Linked DNA regions of Homo sapiens: region 1 is linked to region 2. A link is an interaction called in ENCODE POLR2A ChIA-PET data of the cell type or tissue named here. Cell type or tissue: GM12878. All regions are shown on one strand. Links, peaks and the distances in the headings refer to the core of each region. The heading gives the core; the rest is flanking DNA. Region 1 has its middle 24 kb from the start of OGT. Region 2 has its middle 4.2 kb from the start of CXCR3.

The links. ChIA-PET counts read pairs that join two places held together with the same protein. Peaks named below come from ENCODE experiments on the same cell type or tissue, not always from the same donor. Only the 100,000 strongest peaks of a DNase experiment are listed, where the experiment ranks them.
Region 1: POLR2A ChIA-PET joins it to region 2 with 6 read pairs; 4 of 35 experiments call an interaction of 5 or more read pairs at or near these places.

What each region holds. Positions count from the first base shown.
Region 1 is chrX:71,505,961-71,511,338 of GRCh38, reverse strand. It overlaps a transcript of TAF1 not described here. Among named protein-coding and RNA genes, the nearest start is that of OGT, 24 kb to the left of the region's middle. In GM12878, for the core only: no CTCF peak of the experiment used is centred there; no DNase peak of the experiment used is centred there.
Region 2 is chrX:71,620,012-71,625,389 of GRCh38, reverse strand. No RefSeq gene overlaps it. Among named protein-coding and RNA genes, the nearest start is that of CXCR3, 4.2 kb to the right of the region's middle. RefSeq lists enhancers at 434-483, 524-583, 2,522-2,671. In GM12878, for the core only: a CTCF peak has its summit at 2,434; a DNase peak (open chromatin) is centred at 2,609; H3K27ac peaks cover 4,434 bases.

The sequences.
Region 1 (5,378 bases), core at 296-5,295, 110 kb after region 2:
GTCCTGGCCCCTAGGGACCTAGCCCTGGCTATAAGCATTTGGATCTCTTGGGGAGAAAAGTTTTTTCTTTTTAGAGCAGGGCAATTAGCTAGACAAATGGCTACTACAGATATCATCCTCATGGTATGTGAAAAGTGAAATGTGTCTAGGGGAAGCAAAAACAAACATTCTCTATATTGTGTATATTCCTGTAGCCCAAGTGGCTAGGGCTTTTTTTTTTATTTTTTTTATTTTTGAGACAGAGTTTCACTCTTGTTGCCCAGGCTAGAGTGCAATGGCGCGATCTTGGCTCACTGCAACCTCTGCCTCCCAGGTTCAAGCAATTCTCCCGCCTCAGCCTCCCAAGTAGCTGGGATTACAGGCATGCGCCACCACGCCCGGCTAATTTTGCATTTTTAGTAGAGACGGGGTTTCTCCATGTTGGTCAGGCTGGTCTTCAACTCCTGACCTCAGGTGATCCACCAGCCTCAGCCTCCCAAAGTGCTGGGATTACAGGAGTGAGCCATCGTGCCCGCCAAGTAGGGCCTTTTATAGGGGCACCAAGAATCCAGGCAAGCTTTCTTTCCCACACCCAGGATTCTGTTTTCTTTCTTCTTCTCATCTCAATCTACATGCTCTCCCTGGACCATCCTACCCATTTTTGTTGTTTTAACTGCTACCTGAATGCTAAGGACTTTAAATATCCCACCACCTGCTAGACATCTATATCTGAATGTTCTACAGACACCTGAAATACCACATGTTAAAAATGGAACTTCTCACTCCTGCCCCCAAACTCTTCTATTCTCTACATTGCTTGATAGCGGCACCATCTGCATCACACTGTGGCTGCCCTCAGAATTTGAAAAGCTTTTCTATATATGGAAGAATGTCCATGTTATGAGCCCCAGCTCTGCAGTGTAAGTCAGAGATATTTGCCAGTCTCCCTTGTGACCTTGTGAGGAAACCTGCTCTATGTGGATATGTGGAGTGTGGAGCTTCTCTTCCTTTTTTTTTTTCTACTAGGGAATTTCCAGTGTTTTCAAGGTTGACTTCTCACAGCAGTGGGGGCATCTATATCATCCCGCCACTTCTGCAATGGTTTGAGGCATTGTTCCTGAAAGCTTAGCCTCTAACCTGATTCTCCAGCTCTCCCAACAATTGTGGGAGCTCCCCAATATCCTTTATTTCTTTTTAAGAGACAGGATCTTGCTCTGTCAACCAGGCTGGAGTACAATGGCATGATCATGGTTCACTGTAGCCTCAAATTTCTGGGCTGAAGTGATCCTCCTGCCTCAGCCTCCTGAGTAGCTGAGACTACAGGTGTGTGCCACCACACTCAGCTAATTTTTAAAATTATCATTATTATTATTATTATTTTGAGACAGAGTCTCACTCTGTCACCCAGGCTAGAGTGCAGTGGTGCAATCTTGGCTCATTGCAACCTCTGCCTCCCAGGTTCAAGAGATTCTCGTGCCTCATTCAGCTGCCTCCTGAGTAGCTGGGATTACAGGTATGCACCACCACACCCAGCTAATTTTTGTATTTTTAGTAGAGACGGGGTTTCACTGTGTTGGCCAGGCTGGTCTCAAACTCCTGGCCTCAAGTTGTCCACATGCCTCAGCCTCCCAAAGTACTGGGATTAAGGCATGAGCCACCACACCCAGCCTATTATTTTTGTTTTTTAGAGACAGGGTCTCACTAAGTTGCCCAGGAATGATCTCGAACTCTTGGGCTGAAATGATCTTCCAGCCTTGGTCTCCCAAAGTGCTGAGATTACAGGTGTGAGCCACCATGCCCAGCCCCTAATATCCTTCAAAAATAATAATAATAATACCCTTTATGCTGAGTCAGGCTTTGTTGCTATCAACTAACATCTCTGACAAATACACACTCCATCACACAAAACAGGAAACTGGAGTTATCTTTAACACTCTCTCACCACCAATATCCAATCAATCCTCAAGTCCTACTAATTTTACCATCTAAGCATTTCTTGATTCTGACCTTTCCTTTTTATCACAATTACCACTTCCCTGCCTGGCTAAGACCCTGATAATTTTTCATTTGGATTATTTTAACAGCCTTCTTATTAGTCTCCCTGCCTCCAGTCTTGTTCCTCTTCTAATCTTAGACTTCACACTGTTAATAGAAGAATTTACCTAAAACATAAGCCTGTTGTTCACTTGTTTGAAACCCATGACTTGCCACTTCCTAGTTTGAATTTTTTGTTTTACAAGATGGAACCACTTGACCGGGCACAGTGGCTCATGCCTGTAATCCCAGCACTTTGGGAGGCCGAGGCGGGCAGATCACTTGAGTCCAGGAGTTTGAGACCAGCCTGGGTGACATGGCGAGACCCCACCTCTACAAAAAAAAAAAAAATTTAATTGGCTGTGGTGGCACGCTCCCATAGTCCCAGCTACTCAGGAGGCTGAGGTGGGAGGACTGCTTGAGCCCAGGAGGTGGAAGTTGGAGTTAGCCAAGATCATGCCACTGCACTCCAGGCTCGGCAACAGAGTGAGACCCCATCTCAAAAAAAAAAAAATTCAAGATAAGATGGAACCACTTGTAATTACTTCCTATGCATATGCGCGCACACACACACACACACACACACACTCACTCTGTCTCTCCATATATATCTTCTATCTCTTAGCTCTACACCTTTATTTGTGTTCTGCCTAAAATGACCTTCCTTCCCGTCTTCACTTGGCTACTTTCTTTTTTTTTTTTCTTTTTTTTTTTTTTTTCAGAGACAGGGTCTTGCTCTGTCACCCCGTCTGGAGTGCAGCGGTGTGATCATGGCTTATTGCAGCCTCAACCTCCTGGGCTCAAGCAATCCTCCTGCCTCAACTTCCTGAGTAGCTGGGACTACAGGCACATGCCACCATGCCAAGCTAATTTTGTTATTATCATTATTGTTATTATTTGTAGAGACAGGGTCTTGTTATGTTGCCGAGGCTGGTCTTGAACTCCTTGGCTCAAGCGATCCTCCCACCTCAGCCTCCCAAATTGCTGGGATTACAGGCATGAGCCACCGCACCTTGGCCACTTGGCCACTTTCTAATAATTCTTTAAAACACCCGCAGGCTGTGATGGGTGCTGCTCCTCCTTACTTCCATAATACCTTGTATATACATCTATCATCGCATATACCACAAAGCACTATAATTGCCTATTTATGTGTTTGTCTCTCCCAACTATATAGTGAGCTGTCTGAGGGGGAAGATAAGATCTAAATTCATATATATATATATATATATATATATAGAGAGAGAGAGAGAGAGAGAATATTCATATATGTATAGATATAAGTATCTATATCTACTATATCTATCTATTTATGTATTATTTTATTTAATTTTTTTGAGACACAGTCTCACTCTGTCACCCAGGCTGGAGTGCAGTGGTGCCATCTCGGCTCACTGCAATCTCTACCCCAGATTCACGTGATTCTCATGCCTCAGGTGTGAGCCACCATGCCCGGCCTATATCTATTTATATCACCTCAATGCCTACTGACTAGCATTTAGTATTCATACAATAAATGTTTGCTAAGTGATTCATAAATTGATTAACAACTCAATTCAAACATCACTTCTGGCCAAGTACAGTGGCTCACACCTGTAATCCCAGCACTTTGGGAGGCTGAGGTGGGAGGATCACTTAAGCCCAGTAGTTCAACACCAGCCTGGACAACACAGGCAGAACCCCTCCCCTGAAACTCTACAAAAAAATTCAAAAATTAGCTGGGCTTGGTGGCACACACTTGTAGTGTCAGCTTCCTCTATGCATTTGATGCATTCCTCTTTTTAAAAAATTGGTGTGGCCAAGCGTGGTGGCTCACACCTATAATCCCAGCAATCTGGGGTCCAAAGGTGAGAGGATTGCTTGAGGCCAGGAGTTCAAGACCAGCTTGGGCAACATAGTGACATCTCATCTCTACAAAAAATTAAAAATTAGCTGGGTATGGTGGGGTACACCTGTAGTCCCAGCTACTTGGGAGGCTGAGGTGGAAGGGTCTCTTGAGACCAGAAAGCTGAGGCTGCAGTGAGCCCTGATCATGTCACTGCCCTCCAGCTTGAGTGACAGAACTAGACCTGTCTAAAAAAAAATTGATGTAAAATTCACATAAAACATAAGATTAACCATTTGAAAGTGTATAATTCAGTGGCATTTAGTATATTCATGAAGTTGTATAATAATCACCTCTATATAGTTTCATAACAGCTTCGTCACCCCATATGTAAACCCTGTACCCATCAAGCAGTCATTCCCCAGTCCTCCCTCCCACAAGGCTCTAGAAACCACTAATCTGCAGTTCTGTCTACAGATTTATCTATTCTGGATATTTAACGCAAATGGAATCATACAATGTGTGACCTTTGTGTCTGTCTTTTTTCTACATAGCACGTTTTTGAGGTTCATCTATGTTGTAGCATGTATCAGAATATGGTGAAATACTATTCAGTTCTATAGGATATGCCATTCATCCATTGATGGACATTTGGGTTTTTTCACCTTTTAGCCATTGTGAATAGTGCTGCTATGGACATCTGTGTACAAATTTTGATTTGAATACTTGTTTTCAATTCTTTTCGGTAGAAACATAGGAGTAGAATTGCTGGAATATATAGCATTTTTTTTTTTTTTTTGAGACAGGGTCTCGCTCTGTTGCCCAGGCTGGAGTGCAGTGGCGTGATCTCGGCTCTTGGCTTACTGCAAGCTCCGCCTCCCGGGTTCACGCCATTCTTCTGCCTCAGCCTCCCGAGTAGATGGGACTACAGGCGCGTGCCACCATGCCCGGCTACTTTTTTTAAAAAAATATATATTTATAGTAGAGACGGGGTTTCACTGTGTTAGCCAGGATGATCTTGATCTCCTGACCTCATGATCCGCCCATGTCGGCCTCCCAAAGTGCTGGGATTACAGGCGTGAGCCACCGCGACTGGCCAATTTTTTTTTTTTTTTTTTAGATGAGGTCTCACTCTGTCGCCCAGGCTGGAGTGCAGTGGCGCTAACATTGTAGCCTCAAACTCCTGGGCTCAAGCAACCCTCTCACCTCAGCTTCTCAAGTAGCTGGGACTACAGGCATGCACCATCATGCCCGGCTGATTTTTTATTTATTTATTTATTTTTATTTATTTATTTATTTTGAGACGGAGTTTCGCTCTTGTTGTCCAGGCTGGAATACAATGGCGTGGTCTCGGCTCACTGCAACCTCCACCTCCCGGGTTCAAGGGATTCTTCTGACTCAGCCTCCCGAGTAGCTGGGATTACAGGCACACACCACCATGCTTGGCTAATTTTTTAAAAATTATTATTATTATTATTACTGAGGCAGAGTCTTGCTCTGTCGCCTGGGCTGGAGTGCAGTGGTGTGATCTCGGCTCACC
Region 2 (5,378 bases), core at 202-5,201:
TCACCCAGGCTGGAGTGCAGTTGTGCGATCTTGGCTCACTGCAGCCCCAAATTCCCAGGCTCAGGTGATCCTCCCACCTCAGTCTCCCGAGTAGCTGGAACCAAAGGTGCGCACCACCACGCCCAGCTAATCTTTGGTTGTTTTTTTTTTTTTGTAGAGACGGGGTTTCACTGTGTTGCCCAGGCTGGTCTCAAACTCCTGGGCTGAAGCTATCTGCCCACCTTGGCATCCCAAAGTGTTGAGATTACAGGCGTGAGCCACAATGCCTGGCTTATTCTCCTTTTTTTTTTTTTTTTTTTTTTTTTTTTTTTGAGACAGAGTCTTGCTCTGTCACCCAGACTGGAGTGCAATGGTGCAATCTCGGCTCACTGCAACCTCCACCTCCCAGGTCAAAGTGATTCTCTTGCTTCAGCCTCCTGAGTAGCTGGGATTACAGGCACCTGCCACCACGCCTGGCTAATTTTTGTATTTTTAGTAGAGATGGGGTTTCACCATATTGACCGGGCTGGTCTTGAACTTCTGACCTTGTGATCCACCCACCTCAGCCTCCCAAAGTGCTGGGATTACAGGTGTGAGCCACCGTGCCCGGCCTTATTCTCCTTTTTGATGACTGTTTAATCACACAGCTAATACATGAATGCAGTCTCTGAATAAAACAATACAGACAAGGCCAAAGCAGTCCTCTTTGAACAGCACTCTCGCTCCCAGCCCCTCTCACCTTACACAGTGTCCCTGTAGAGTGTAATGGGGGAAGATGAGGAGCCTGTGCCACTAACTAGCTGTGTGACTTTGAGTAAGTTCCTTGAACTTTCTGTGTTTCTGTCATCTGTAAAATGAGGATGATGATGATAGTAATGGCCACATAGTTACTACATAGTTGTAGGTATTAAATGAATTCATCCCAATAAAACCCTGAGAACAGTGCCTAGCACGTAGGTAATCAATAAATGTCCATCAGGCGAGGTGACTCACGCCTATAATCCCAGCACTTTGGGAGGCTGAGGCGGGCAGATGGCTTGAGTACAGGAGTTGGAGACCAACCTGGGCAACATAGCGGGACCCCTGTCTCTACAAAGAGTTTAAAAACAATAATAATAATAAGTTGGGCGTGGTGGCACATGCCGATAGTCCCAGCTACTCAGGAGGCTGAGGCAGGAGGATCGCTTGAGCCAAGGGAGTCGAAGCTCCAGTGAACTATGATCGCACTCCCCACTGGGCAACAGAGTGCGACCTTGTCTCTAAAAGACAACAACAAAAAAAAAACAAGCAAAAAAACAAAAAAGAACCAAAAAAAGCCCCAAAACAAATACATGTCCTCAGTTCTTATGACCCTGTTTGACCTCACCCTGTGGGGAAACCCAAGGAAATGCAAGAAGCAAACTATCAACACTCCCCTCTATGGCTCCAGCCCAGCCAAGTGGGTGTCCACCCTCACCACACAAGATGCCTGATTAGGGCTGTGTGATGAGAAAGGTGTGGCTCCTGATGAGTCCTTGAGCAGCAGGATGTTTGGAGGGCTGGCAGTGTGACACAGCCCTCCTGGCTGACTAGGCTTGGACAGATCACTTCACCTCTCTGAACCTCCATTCTGCAAAATGGGCGCAGTAGCCTCTCCCTCACTGGGTGGCTGAACGGTTTAAAGGAGATCGCATGTATGAAAGTACAGCCTTGCAGAATGGAAGTCCTTTTATTTAATAGTTCCCAGGGAACTGCCAGAGACAGGATGACAGGAAGGTCATTGTGCTTGGTGGTGGGGCTTGGGTCCTGAACTGCTTTCCAGCCCCCTCTACCCTCCTGCCGTCACAAGAACGTTCCGTTCTAACCAGTCTGACCGCCCCTGGTGTGAGGAGCTCTTCCTTACTTCCCTGTCTTGGCACCTGGTGTTCCCCCAGCCTGAGAACAGCCTCGTCTCCCTTTGCCATGTGACAAACAGCAGCAACGTCCTCCAAGACCCAGCTCAAACTTCATCTCCCCTGTGAGGCCTTCTCCATTCCCCAAAAAAGCAGTGTCCCCACAGGTCTGGGAACTCACCCTCATGGGCTGGGGCTGTCTGTCCCACCTCCTGGGCTCCCAAGGCCCCAGCCCACGGCCCCCAGCACTTAAAATGGACTTGCCTCCCAGGAGGGCTCAGAGCTGCAGGACATGGGCAGAGGAAGAGGCAGTCCCCAGGCCCCAGGTCTCCCTGTGACTTCAGCTCTCTTTCAAGGGAAATTCAGGGCCAGGAGAAGGAAGCCCAGGGTCCCGGCACTGTCTGGAGCAGATACAGACCCCTGCCCAGGGCTTGGACTCTTCTTGATTTCACGTAAGATAGTCTCAGCCCCAGCCTGGGCCACACGGGAACCTCAGGCCTGGCTGAGCCTGCTCCCCTAACAGCCTGGGGCTGGCGGCCAAGTCCAGTAGCTTTTGGAGTAGTGCTCCAAGAGGCATTTGGAGGAGCTGCAAGAGAGGTTGTGAAGCAGCCGACTCTGACAGAGAGGAGGAGGAAATGGCCCTTTTCCCGGGCTGGCCGGCCTGGCAGACAGCAGTAGGGGCCCTCCTTCCTGTGAGGCACTGGGCCCAGGCCTCAACCTTTGAGCCTCCCATCTCCTCAAACCACAGCCCAGAGGTGTGAAAAAAAGAAAAAAACAGGGGGAGGGGTGGCAGAGAAGAGCCAGGTGCACATTTCGCACCTTGACCACAGGTGGGGCCCGGAGCAGCTTCACTCTGACTAACTTCCTCCTCAGGCTTCCCCGCCAGCTGCTCTGGAGGGCGGAGGCAGGAGGCTCACTGGCCAGAACTCTGATTGCAGGCCCTTGGCCAGGCAGCTGTCCCCTAAGCTGGGCCTGATTCTGTCCTGGTCTGGGAGCTGTTTGGGACCAGAAAGAACCAAATTAGACAGCTGGTCAAGGGTTTGGCTCAGCCCCGTAACACAGCAACCTTCTAAGACATCTCAGCTGTGCACGACGGCAGAAGCCCACCACAGACTTGCAATTGCGAGGTTAGGAGGGGTCAGTTTGGAAAGTTCCTAGAGCGGGAGGAGACTGCTGCTCACTAGGCACCTACCCTGCCCCAGACACTTTCTACACATATCATTTGCAGTCTCCAGAGCAACCCTATCAAATGTATACTATCCTTAGACCCATTTTTCAGATGAGGAAACCAAGGTACAGAGATTAAATAATTTGCCTGAGATTACACAGCTGGGCAGCCAGAGGATTCGCCTAGGACTGGCAAACTCACCGTCCCCCTCCACCCCCAGTTAAGGCAGAGGGTGGCCTCTCTGGAAAACCAGCCCTCCGGCCAAGCCCACACCTGTACGCCCCACAAGTGCCACCCTCTATCACTGGCTCCCTTGATATGAAAGGCTCCTGGTTGCTCCGGGTTTGTAGCCAACATCTCTCTCACTCAACATTCTCGATTGTACTCCTACTAAGCTATGGGCCCTGTGCTAGAAGCCTACAGCCTTGGTTATTCCAGTTCATCTTTTTAACAACCCTGCTGAGGAAACTGGCTCGACTCAGCTATGTAATTTGTCCAAAGTCACACAGCTCGAACAGGGTGGAGTCAGGGCTGGAACTCAGACAAGTTTAGCATTCTTCCCACAACATCATGGCCTCACTGGGAACAGCTCAGACCCATAGCCCAGCTTGGGCTATCAGGACACGGCCCTGATATCAGGGTACGGCCCTGATTATCAGGGTGTCCGAGCTCAGAAAGGAAAGCTCTCTGCTCCTTTCCAAAGCTCTTGCCCTGCCTTTCTCTCATGTGTCCTTCCCAGCAACCTGGGAAGGACATGATACAAACAAGTGAGGAGACTGGAAGGACACCAGGGAGGACACCAGGGTTACCTTTTTTTCTTTTTTTTTCTTTCTTGTCTTTTTTTTTTTTTTTTTTTGAGATGGAGTCTCACTCTGTCACCCAGGCTGGAGTACAGTAGCACGATCTCAGCTCACTGCAACCTCCACCTCCTGAGTTCAAGCAATTCTCCTGCCTCAGCCTCCTGAGTAGCTGGGACTACAGGCATGTGCCAGCCTGGCTAATTTTTTGTCTTGTTTTGTTTTGTTTTTTGAGACGGAGTTTCACTCTTGTTGCCCAGGCTGGAGTGCAGTGGCATGATCTCGGCTTACCACAACCTCCGCCTCCTGGGTTCAAGCAATTCTCCTGTCTCAGCCTCCCGAGTAGCTAGGATTATGGGCATGCACCACCACACCCGGCTAATTTTTGTATTTTTAGTAGAGACAGGGTTTCTCCATGTTGGTCAGGCTGGTCTCAAACTCCCGACCTCGGGTGATCCGCCCGCCTTGGCCTCCCAAAGTGCTGGGATTACAGGCATGAGCCACCGTGCCCGGCCTGGACTTTTATCTTTCACATGGACCAGTAACATTTCAACATCTATTTAGAGCAGGGCTCCCCAGCCCATGGGTGGTGGACCAGTATACCGGTCTGTGGCCTGTTAGGAACCAGGCTGGACAGCAGGAGGTAAGCTGCAGGGGGAGGGAGCATTACTGCCTGAGCTCTGCCTCCTGTCAGATCAGCAGAGCACAAATCCTGTTGTGAACTGCACGTGGGAGGGATCTAGGTTGTGCATTGTTTATGAGAATCTAATGCCTGATGATCTGAGGTGGAACAGTTTCATCCCGAAACCATCCCCACTCCAGTCCGTGGAAAAATTGTCTTCCACGAAACCGGTCCCTGGTGCCAAAAAGGCTGGGGACTGCTGATTTAGAGGACCCACATTGGGTTGTCAACTTCTGCCATCACAAGATGTTTCCAAAACTACCATCTATTTTCCCCATCATTTCATAAAGAAAAGGCCCTTTTGATACCAAAAAAAGGGGACAAATAACATGATTGCTGAATATAAGACAGACCTTTAAATGGAACAAATGTGGCTTTCCATGGTCAATTTTCTCATTTGCAGAAGCCCATGGAACTCAAACCTCTTCACAGGTCAGCACTGGGAGACTGTGGTCCCAGCTCCCAACCCTTTTCCACCCCCATAGGTAGCTACTGGCCAAGTCCTGCTCATCCTAACTGGCCTGGTTTCTGGAATCCTTCCTGCTCCCTCCACTGGCACTGCTCCTGACCTCTGCCAGGCCCTCAGTTCCCTCTGGCCTGAACCCTGCAGGTGACAAGCTGTTTAGAGCAAGGAGAGTCACATCTGTCCACAGGAGGGGAAGGGCCTTGATGCCTTGCAAGTATGCCTCATGTGGGTGTAAATTTAATTCCAGGCCCTAGCCTGGAGGCTTTGGTGGGGCAGTCTGGCTGAAAACTGGCCCCAAGACCATGGGCTAGCACTTGCTTTTCTCTCTCTCTCTCTTCTCTCTTCTCTCTTCTTTCTCTCTCTCCCTCCACCCCTGCTTTCCAACTAGGGGAGAGAGAGAAAGAGGAAACTGCTT